2 separate regions of the Mus musculus genome follow, and region 2 is linked to region 1. Evidence: chromatin contacts called from ENCODE Hi-C or POLR2A ChIA-PET data. All regions are on one chromosome and are shown on one strand. The core of a region is the stretch at or near the end of the contact, and the rest is flanking DNA. Distances in the headings are between cores, read along the strand shown. Region 1 overlaps Gm32700 (a long non-coding RNA gene). Region 2 has its middle 14 kb from the start of Gm41907.

Region 1 (5,217 bases), core at 721-3,220:
GGAATCAAGGGTGTGCGACACCACCACCTCCAGCCTTACGTTTGTCTCGCTTTGTTAAGAAAAGGAGCCTGAGCTAATAGGCTTGTCCTCAAACTTAGCCCTCACATCACAGTGAAGCAAGCAGGCTCCATGGATGTGGACTCCCCAGAGTCTAGAACTGCACCTAGAACAGGTGTCTAGTCTCTACAGATTTCCCTTGGAAGAACAGAAAACAAACTGAATCACTATTTAGCAGTGGTGAACTCTGGGACTTGGGCAGCTGAGCAGGAGACACCAGAATTCAAGACCAGCTTGTTCTACGTAGCAAATTCCAGACCAACCTCGGCTCTCGGGAACTTTTATCTCAAGAGAACACACAAAACAAAACAAACCCACAAAGTCAACTTTCTTCCTTCTTGGGATTTCCTGTGCTGTGTATTTATCAGGATCCTTCAGTAGATGTGACCTTGGTGTCATATGATGTACTTTGGGCAAAAACAGGACTGGTGAGTTGTATTGATCTAGGAAAGGATAATGGGAACATCTGGTGTTACCACCCTTCTCATGGGTTAGATCTCTCCCTTCCCACCGTATTCTGCTTTTCCTGCAAGCAGCTACAAGGTGTATATGTATTCATGTCTATGTCCCCCACTGCAGACAGGTGGCATCTTACCCTTCACACCTCCTCATGAAATGATCCTCAGCAGACAAAAATCACCTTTCCCTAGCCCGGCAGTGGTGGCACACAGCTTTAATCCCAGCACTTGGGAGGCAGAGGCAGACGGATTTCTGAGTTCAAGGACAGCCTGGTCTACAAAGTGAGTTCCAGGATAGCCAGGGCTACACACCGAAACTCTGTCTTGAAACACACGCCCCCCCCCCCCAAAAAAAAAATCAGCTTTCTCACAAGCAGGACCAGGGCCATACATGGGACCAGATGTAGGTCCAAGGCCAGGCGCAGCCCACGCATGGACCCTAGAGCATGCCAGCCACACCACATAAGCTTGTGAGTCCCTCCCACAGCTTTCCTTCGATAGTGTGCTTTGGAGACAGGACGTTTGGATCTTCTTCATCGCTCTGCCCAACTCCATGAACTAAAAAAAAATATTACTTTACATCTGAATTTTATATGTCAACCAATGAGGAAACAGGTTGTCTACCAACTTCTAGTATTAATACTTTCAAACTGCAGCTATAGGTGAGGAAAAATATCTCTCCACACATGAATTCAACCGGACTTGAACAAGACTAACTAGAAACAGGAGTGCCCCAGCCTGGGAGAGTAACTGGAAGGCTGGTGCCAAGAGGTTCTGGGTCTGTCACACCTGGTTTCAGGGTTTTGTATTCCGCCATGATGTGGAAGAGACACGGGGGGGGGGGGGGGGGGCGGCATTATAAGTACAAAGTCCTGTTCCTCCACTTGCCTAACCTGGCTTAGCTGCTGTGGAGGTGGGTGTCACTTGCACAAACGCTTTAAGTCAGGCTCAGGGGTGAAGGAAAAAACAAGACTTTGATAAATTGCAGGGAGCAGGGCCCTGTGTCTCTTCTCCCGAGGCTGGTGGCCAATTGCCCGCATTTCCTGGGTGACCAGGGAGGAGGGAGAAGAAAAACACTGTGCTGCCTCCCCTTAGTAGAACTGGAGCCCGGGCTGGGGCCTGGTGAGGAAACGAGGCTGGAACAGAAACTGGGCAGTAAGATGGGGTGAGGACAACAAAGGCTCTGTCTGCCAGAAAAATATCTGAGTGCTGGGCGCATCGGGCTACAAAGAGCTTTCTCCGGCCGGGCCAGCCGAGGGCAAGGCTGTCTGGCTGCGGCAGGCCAGGGGGCACCGCTCCCCCCACCCCACCCCCGCCCCCCAACCCCGCAAAACTCGGAGGCTCCCAACTTGGAGCCAGGCCACCAGAGGCCCAGCAGCCCCGCCCAGGCCCCGCCCCGCCGTCTCCTTGACGACCGTGACCTCAACGCCGGGGCGTTCCAGAGTCTGTTCCAGTTGCTACGCGACGGCCGGGTGACGTCAGTCCATTGAGTTTAGTTCCCCAGGCAACTGGCCGGACAGCTGCGCTGGGAACTATTTGTGTCTGTCCCTAGAGGGGCGGCGGAGCCTCCGGGGTCTGGCGCAGCTGAGGAAGCGCTCTCTGGGACTCGGGCGGGCGGTGGCCGCGACACAGAGGCCCTTTCAGGCTGCGAGGCCGGGCGGGGCGGGTCTGCGCCCCCGTGGAGCGCCCCGCCTTGGCTCCCTGCACCCTGCTTTTCTCCCGCTGCCCGGGAGGCCCCTGGGCCGCCTGGCTTTGTCCTGTTTTTAAACGCTCTCCTGCGTAAAGCCTGGAAGAAAGAGGCTTCTGTTTGTGGCATCCCAGTCCACACGTCCACCTTGGCCAGGACCCAGTATCGGTGGTGCTCAGTAGGTGCCCAGCATTGACATTCCCAGAAGGCAATTTCTACCCTTTTCAAGCTGCCAGAATCAGAACCCCTTGTCAGTTTCTGGTATTCGGCTACTGGGCAGTGCCTGAGTGAGGCGTCTTGGTGAGCAGATGGGCTAACAGAGCTTGGAAACCTTCATGGGAAAATAAAACGATGGTCCAGAAAAGATTCACCATGTACGAAATAAACCCAGTTTGGGCCACTGCGGGTGAACTACAGGTGTACCAAGTACGCGGTAAACTGAGGCAGATAGCATCAGTCAGAGGAGAAAGAATATGGTTCGAGTCTGGAGAGGAAGTGAGTATGTCAGGAGCAGAAAAACAGGCATGCAAAAATAAAGCAATGACCCAAATATGGGCGTTAAAGCCGGACAAAGCCCGTCGGTGCCAGGGGCTCTATATTCAGCGTGCCGTGACTATTGTCTCTGGTTTAGGTTACACAGTAATCCAAGCTTCTCCGAGGCTTCTCCCTACCACTGGCAGCCTTTTCATCCAGGTCCCTCACCATCTGTCTTCAGGGACCAACCATCTCCAACCTCCAACCCCCACACCCTACACCCTCCACACCCTCAGCCTCATAGGCCTAGCTCTGACTTCCAGACTGTCTGCTATTCAGTCTGCTCCAGGAGCCGTCCTACTGGTTTCTGTAAACTCCCGGCATCTTGGCTGCTTTTCAACAGCCAGTAGCTGCTGTATGACATAGACGCACGAGGTTCTGAGAGCAGGAGGTAGCTGTCTTTCACTGAGAGGCCTCTGGGCTGCCTTTCTAGGGCAGACTGATCTGCGGCTGGAACAGTTAGACTGGGGTTATCTTTTTCCCTCTAGTTGGAGCTTCACCACGATCCTGGCTTCACACACACACAAGGGCACTGTTACTCCCATGTTACACAACTTGAGGCCTACCTGGGCCCATGCCCACCCTTAACAGTGTCACCCTGACAGTTTCTCAGAGATCAGCCCTGACTCAGTATCCAGAGCTGGAGAACAGGACTATGTAATTTATGCAAAAGAAAAAAAAAATCCAAGGTTCCTTGTTCAGACAGACGATTAAGAATTTTAGGCGGGGAAAAAAAAAAGAATTTTATTCGAGCTGGGCAATGGTGGCGCATGCCTTTAATCCCAGCACTCGGGAGGCAGAGGCAGAAGGATCTCTGAGCTTGAGGCCAGCCTGGTCTACCTAGAGAGTTCCAGGATGGCTAGGGATACATAGAGAAACCTTGTCTAGGAAAAAAAAATAGTTTTAGGCAAGGTGTAATAGCATACATTTGTAGTCCCATCTCAGGAGGCTAAGATAGAGAATCATTTGAACCCAGCAAACAGAGACTTAGCAAAAATAAAAGAGGGTAGGGATTAGCCCTGGGTTCAGTCTACCGCACTGCATAAAACCAGGCATTGTGGTGACACATGCTAGTATTTCCATCCCTTGGGAGATGGAAGCAGAAGGACCAGAAATTCAAGACCATCCTTGGCTACATGTTTATGTGGTTGTAGCTTCCTAAGGCCATCGTCCTCTTTCTGATTCATCTGACTCTTCCCTCTGGTCTTCTGCACATACCCTGGGGTGGGGGTGGGAGTGGGGGTGGGAGCTCATCTTCCTCTTAGTCCGGTCCCGTCCGGCCCGGCATACTCCCATCCTGGGTAGATCCCACATGATAGGCACTATCCTATGCTATCTGATTCCTCTGCAAGACTGAAGAGGGACTTACCTGCTAGAGCTGTTGGCCATAGATGGCTTAGGCTATCGGCTCCCTCTGGAGATAGATAATGATGGAAAATGCCTTGCCTGAGGTCACACCTCCTTCATGGGTGTGCCCAGTGACTGCTGTTCAGGGGTATAGAAACATCCAGTCTCAATTCAGGACTATGAGAAAGGTCCGTGATGTCTCTGGTGCTTCCCATAGACTGTATCACAGTCCCGTCCTCCCTCCTCTGCCAGTCCCTGATACCTTCTTCTGCCCTCCAGGAAGACCAACCCCAGAAACACTCCCTACTGAGGCTGCTGCTTCTGGTTAGGTGTTGTCCCCCCTTTTAGAGATGACCTCCTTGAAGCCCTGATTACCTACCTAGACACTTCTGAGTACCTCTTGCCTTTTCAAATACCTATTCTGTAACAGTCACTGAACAGGCCTGCTATGTGCTGAGTACTAACTGTTCTAGGTGGGAAATAGTGAAGCATAGTAGGACAGGTACACGTCCAAGAGGAGTTCAGTACTGCAGAGGGGCATGGAAAAAGCAGCCCCGAAGATAAGGCAGTAACAGTGAACCTGAGAGTACTATTTAAAAACAAAAAAACAAAAAAACAAAAAAAACAAAAACAAAAAACCCAAAATCAAACGGAATGAAGACACAACACAGACTACTTGATCATGACTATGAAAAACTAGCTGTTCCTGGCCAAGCTTGAATCAGATAAAAGGTATCACTGCAGCAATCTGCCCCCCCCCCCAAAAAAAAAAAAACAACGGGGGTGAGGGTGGGGTTAGGCACTGAACTTCTTGAAAATGTACAATGACAGCCTTTCAGAGGGGAAGAAAGGCACTGAATTTAAGGCTCAAGGGGTAAGTGGGGGATGAGCTTAATAATAAATGACTGAGGCGGGGCCAGACGGTGCAAAGTCTTCAAGGACGGAGTTTCCCTTCTAAAGGAAGTGGGGACCAAATTCTGAGGGAAGTTGAGAACTATGTGATAGCTCTCCATGGGCCAAATACGAGACAATAGGGTATTTTGTGTTTCTCATAGCTCAGGCTAGCCTCAAAAATCACTATGTAGTCAAGGTTGACCTTCAACTTCTTAATCCTCCTGCCTCCACCTCCTGAGT
Region 2 (5,217 bases), core at 1,668-4,167, 53 kb after region 1:
GGTTCCTTTATATTGTCAAAGTGACAATTCACAAATGTAAATTACTTACTGTAATTGGGAATTAAAGAACACATTTAAGTGGAGCACGGTGGGACAGACACTGCCTGGTCTGTAGTTGCTGCTTTTTTTTTTTTTTTAATTTTACGTGTATGAGATTTTTGCCCAAATATATGCAAATGCTAGTGAATTGCTCACAGAGGCCAGAAGAGGGGGTCAGGACTCTCAGATCTAACTACAGAGTCAATCACTTTAGTCAATCAGTTCTAGGAACTGAAGCCAGGTCTCTGAACAAACAGCCAGTGCTCTTAACCATTGCACCATCTTTCTTTCTTTCTCAGATTTATTTTATTTATGAGTACACTGTAGCTGTCTTCAGACACACCAGAAGATGGCGTCAGATAACATTACAGATGGTTGTGAGCCACCATATGGTTGCTGGGAATTGAACTCAGGACTTTTGGAAGAGCAGTCAGTGCTCTTAACCGCTGAGCCATCTCTCCAGCCCCACACCATCTTTCTAGTTCCTCCCACGTAGTTGCTTTACGGAGACGGGATCTAGACCAGTCAAAGTTGCATGAATACAAGAGATCCTATCTCAAAATGAAAACAAAAACCAGGGTCTGTAGGATGGCAGAGATAGTCAAGAAAGGTTCTTGGTAGAGCCCTAACCCTGAAAAACTGAGACCCCCACAGATTGGTCAGTTCCCAAAAGTTGTGCTCAGACCTACAGATGGCATGTGAAAGCCTGTACTAAATAACTGATAGGAAAAAAATAGCATTGAGCCTTCATTTTGTTCTGAGTCATTGATTTTTCAGATTTGTTTGTTTGTTGAGACAGGAGTCTCTGTGCTGCCCAGGCTGTCCTGCAATTTACTCTGTACCCCAAGCTGGCCTTGAACTGAGAGATTTACATGCCTCTGTCTCCCAAGTACTAATATGAAAGGTGCGTGCCACCATTGTCTGGCTCCTTTTCTTTTTTAAAGTTCTATTGTTTAGAGACAGGGTTTCCCTATGTAGCCCTGGCTGTCCTGGAACTTGCTCTGTAGACCAGGCTGGCCTCGAACTCAGAAATCTGCCTGTCTCTGCCTCCCAAGTGCTGGGATTAAAGGCATGCGCTGCCCGGTTAACCCCCTTCCTTCCTTCCTTCCTTCCTTCCTTCCTTCCTTCCTTCCTTCCTTCCTCTCTTTCTTTCTTTCTTTCTTTTTTTTTTTTTTTTTTTTTTTTTTTCGAGACAGGGTTTCTCTGTACAGCCCTGGCTGTTCTGGAACTCACTTTGTAGATCAGGCAGACCTCGAACTCAGAAATCCCCCTGCCTCTGCCTCCCGAGTTCTGGGATTAAAGGCGTGCGCCACCACGCCCAGCCTAACCCACTTTCTTATACAACCCAGGACCACTAGCCCAGGAGTGTGTGTGTGTGTGTGTGTGTGTGTGTGTAGAGGTTGTACAGACCTGCTGTGTAGACCAGGTTGTCCTCAGACTCACCAAGATCTGCCTGCTTCTGTCTCCTGAGTGCTGGGATTATAGGAGTATCTAATAACAATTTTTATTTCTTTTGAGCTGACCTCTACCTGAGACCTGACTCTGCTTCCTAAACGCTTGTATTAATGGAAAAAACAAAAAACAAAACCATACCAGCTAATTGTATCTTTTGGGGGGTAAGGGGGATTGAACAAGGTTTGGACCACTCTCTGTAGACCAAACCTTGAACTACGAGATCTAAGAGATCCACCTGCCTGTGCCGGGTACTGGGATTAAAGGAGCGTGTTACCACTGCCTGGCCTAATTTTATTTTATTTTTTTTTGAAGATTTATTTATTTATTATATGTAAGTACACTGTAGCTGTCTTCAGACACTCCAGAAGAGGGCGTCAGATCTTGTTACAGATGGTTGTGAGCCACCATGTGGTTGCTGGGATTTGAACTCCGGACCTTCGGAAGAGCAGTCGGGTGCTCTTACCCACTGAGCCATCTCACCAGCCCCTAATTTTATTTTTAAAAGATGTTTTTTATTTTATGTGTATGGGTGTTTTCCCTGCACAGGTACCTATCTATGCACCACTTTCTTGCCTGGTGCTCAGGGAAACAACAGAAGGCAGTCTCTGATCCCTTGGGATTAGTAACAAGATGGTTGGTTGTGGGTGCTGGGAATAGTATGCTAGCCCTCAATAGTAAAAAGTGCACTTAACCACTGAGCCATCTTTCTCCGGACCGCTTTTATTTCCTTTTTTGAACATGTTTCTAAACTAGGGTTCAATGACCCTGAACTCTCTTGCCTCCACTGCTAGAAAGAATACTTACAGGTTATGGTTAAAATACTTTTAAAAATGGTTTGTCACCGCCTTCGGTGAAATGTCTCTTTAACAGAAAATGTATTTCTGTTGCTCAAAGGCATTCCCAAATCAAATTTGCAAATAGCACCTTGCAAAAGGTTGGGTCAGTTCGGTAACTTCTATGCCTTTGCCTTATCCATGGGAGTCTCACATCGCGATACAGGCACTTTACAAAGGGTTAAGCTACCATCTCCGTGCTCAAGGGGACCGTGAGAGGTAGAGAACTCGGGAAGCAAGAGGCGCCATGGGCTGCCCAGCAGGCGTGCGGGTCCCCACAGGCTCAGAAACGCTGCCAGCCGCGCCATTTAGGTCGCAGGAGAGAAGATGGAGGATGCTCATCCTCCCGGCGCGACCCGCGCCTGCGCCCTGTGTACCCGATGCGTCCCGTAAGGCCGTTAGAACAGGCAAAGGAGGTGAAAGGGAAAGGAAGGGAAGGGAGCGTAGGGAGGGACCAAGCCCGCGGTTCCGGCGAGCCCGGCTCCTGCGCCGAAAATCCGTTCCAGGTCGTCAAGACCTGAAGCCGCTCCACGAACCCCGGCCGCGCTCCGCGTTTTCCCTAAAGCCCTTTGTGTCCCCGCGCGCCTCTGGGAACGCGGGAACGCGCGCTGAGCTGGGCGCCTGCGCAAAGAAAGACACGCCCCCAACCGGGCGCCTGCGCAAAAGGGGGCGCGTGCAGGTCGCACGCCTGCGCAGAAACAGGCGCGCCCCTCCCGTACTTGAGGATGGGCGCCCTGCTCTGCCCCGCCCCTGCCCGCCATTTCGCGTTCCGTCGCCTCTCCTGAGCCGACGTTCGCGGCGTTTGTGTGATGGACGCCTCGAAGCTGGTACAACAAAAGCCGTCGTTGCTCGAGCTGCGCGGGCTGCGTGTCTTGCCTCTGGCCACGGCACCCAAGGACGGGGGAAGTGGGCGACTGTGCACACTCTGACATGGGTTTGCTAGTCAGCCCGTGCGTGCAGAACCTTGGCGCAGCCGCCTTCTCGTTGTGTCCATCCTCGAAGCCTGCACCCTCCTAACCTACATGCACAGCCAGAGTCGTGTTTGCCCTCTTCTTCTAAGTGTAGAGACTGACGGGCTTCCACGTATCGTGTGAATTCGTTGGGAGGATGTATTCGACCTAAGTGTGTCTTCAGTTGGGTTGCACCTCCTGGCTGATTATAATAAGGTCTGCACTCAACTTGTTTTTGAGTCTCGGGGAGCTGACTAGATTCACCGGTACCTTATTCTGTGTCTTGAGAGAAACTCTCGTTCGAGACATAGAATCCATCGTTCTTGACGAGTTAATATAAAAAAAAACCTAACCACCCGGTTCCCATTCCTTGTGGGATTCTATTTTAACTTTTGAGACAGGGTCTCCCCTGATTGCCCAGGTTGGCCTCTAACTATAGCAACAGCCTGCCTCTGTATCCAAAGTGCTACGAGAAAAGACGTGCGCCACTACTTCCGATGTACCTCTCCTTATGTTTAAGCTTCTCTTTGGGTACAGCTTTTGCACAAAAGGCATGCAGTGACGAGGAGAGTGGCCCCTGGGTGAATATTCAACTAAGGATGTCTTAATGACCCTGGGAAGGAGGTGGGTTCTTTTAAAAGGTCAAAAAAATGTGTTCTGGAGGAAGCTCTTTTGTGGACTGTTGTCGCCAAGCGTATATTTGGATTGAAAGAATCTAATGGGAGGCCCAGCAGTGGGGACAGTCATAGAATAGAGGGTGTGTGGAGAAAGACACGGGTTTGTGGCATCTCCAGAGGAGAGAAGCCTCAAGAGGTGAAGTGAGATTGAGTGCATCCCAGACCAGCATCCTTAGGAATAACTACTACAGTGTGTTCTCTCTCAACATTAACCCCACTGGTAGCCCTAGCCTTAATATAACCTTGAATGCATCCCGCTGATCCTTCCTGGGTGCTGAATTACACCACACCCAGCAAATAGTGCACATATACCTAACAATAGCTACCCTAAGAAGAGACCGGAAACAGATGGGTGTGGGGTCACATGCTTTGAATCAAAGTACTGGGAGGCTGAGGCAGGCCTAGCTCTGAGTTCCAGCCTGAATGGTCTACAAAGGTGTAACTTTTCACGTAGCTTCTAACTGATGGCCTTCTTTCCACACATATCTCCAATGTATCCTGGAGCGCCTGTGTGAGCAGGTCTCAAGTCCACAGATAGCCCTAATGTATCCTGGAGCACCTGTGTGAGCAGGTCTCAGGGACAGGACTCCATTGTAGGCTGTATCAGTCACTTACAACTACAGTGAAGTTTTTGTTTTGTTTTTTAAGATTTTTTTTATATCATGTATGTGAGTACATGGTCACTGTCTTCAGACACACCAGAAGAGGACATCAGATCCCATCACAGATGGTTGTGAGCCACCATGTGGTTGCTGGGAATTGAACTCTGGACCTCCAGAAGAGCAGTCAGTGCTCTTAACCACTGAGCCATCTCTCTAGCCAGTGTTTTTGTTTTACTTTAAGATTATTCTACAGGTGTGTATGTTTTGCTTGCATGTGTATATGTGTGTGCATAACTTGCATGCCTAAGTGCATGTGGAGGCCAGAAAAAGGCATCAGATCCCCTGGAACTGGAGTTAGGAATGGTCGTAGATCACCATGTGGATGCTGGGAACTGAGCCTGGGTCCTCTGCCTAAGGCAAGTGCTCCAAACTGCTGAGCTGTTCTCAACTCTGTCCATCCCTACCTCCATTAAAAAACAAACATCAAGCCAGGTGTGGTGGCGCACGTCTTTAATCCCAGCACTCCAGAGGCAGAGGCAGGCAGATTCTTAGTTCGAGGCCAGCCTGGTCTACAAAGTGAGTTCCAGGACAGCCAGGGCTACACAGAGAAACCCTGTCTCGAAAAACAAAAAACAACAACAAATGAAAACATTTATGCACT

Evidence for each region. Hi-C counts contacts between places; a loop is a spot of excess contacts on that map. ChIA-PET counts read pairs that join two places held with the same protein, here RNA polymerase II (POLR2A).
Region 2: POLR2A ChIA-PET joins it to region 1 with 59 read pairs in embryonic stem cell. The contact joins two enhancer-like sites. A Hi-C loop is called at or near these places in 17 of 37 maps with a recorded cell type or tissue (CH12.LX, Patski, T-helper 2 cell and 6 more). POLR2A ChIA-PET finds 5 or more read pairs at or near these places in 5 of 5 experiments (Patski and embryonic stem cell).

What each region holds. Positions count from the first base shown.
Region 1 is chr1:86,432,573-86,437,789 of GRCm38, forward strand. All of the region lies in intron 1 of Gm32700 (a long non-coding RNA gene), which reads right to left. Among named protein-coding and RNA genes, the nearest start is that of Gm32700, 6.3 kb to the right of the region's middle. Within about 2 kb of position 1,971, at least 3 of the 3 ENCODE cell types and tissues checked have a DNase peak (open chromatin) inside an H3K27ac peak, as active enhancers do; they include gastrocnemius, heart and left cerebral cortex, where a contact is called at or near this core.
Region 2 is chr1:86,484,691-86,489,907 of GRCm38, forward strand. No RefSeq gene overlaps it. Among named protein-coding and RNA genes, the nearest start is that of Gm41907, 14 kb to the left of the region's middle. Within about 2 kb of position 2,918, at least 3 of the 3 ENCODE cell types and tissues checked have a DNase peak (open chromatin) inside an H3K27ac peak, as active enhancers do; they include gastrocnemius, heart and left cerebral cortex, where a contact is called at or near this core.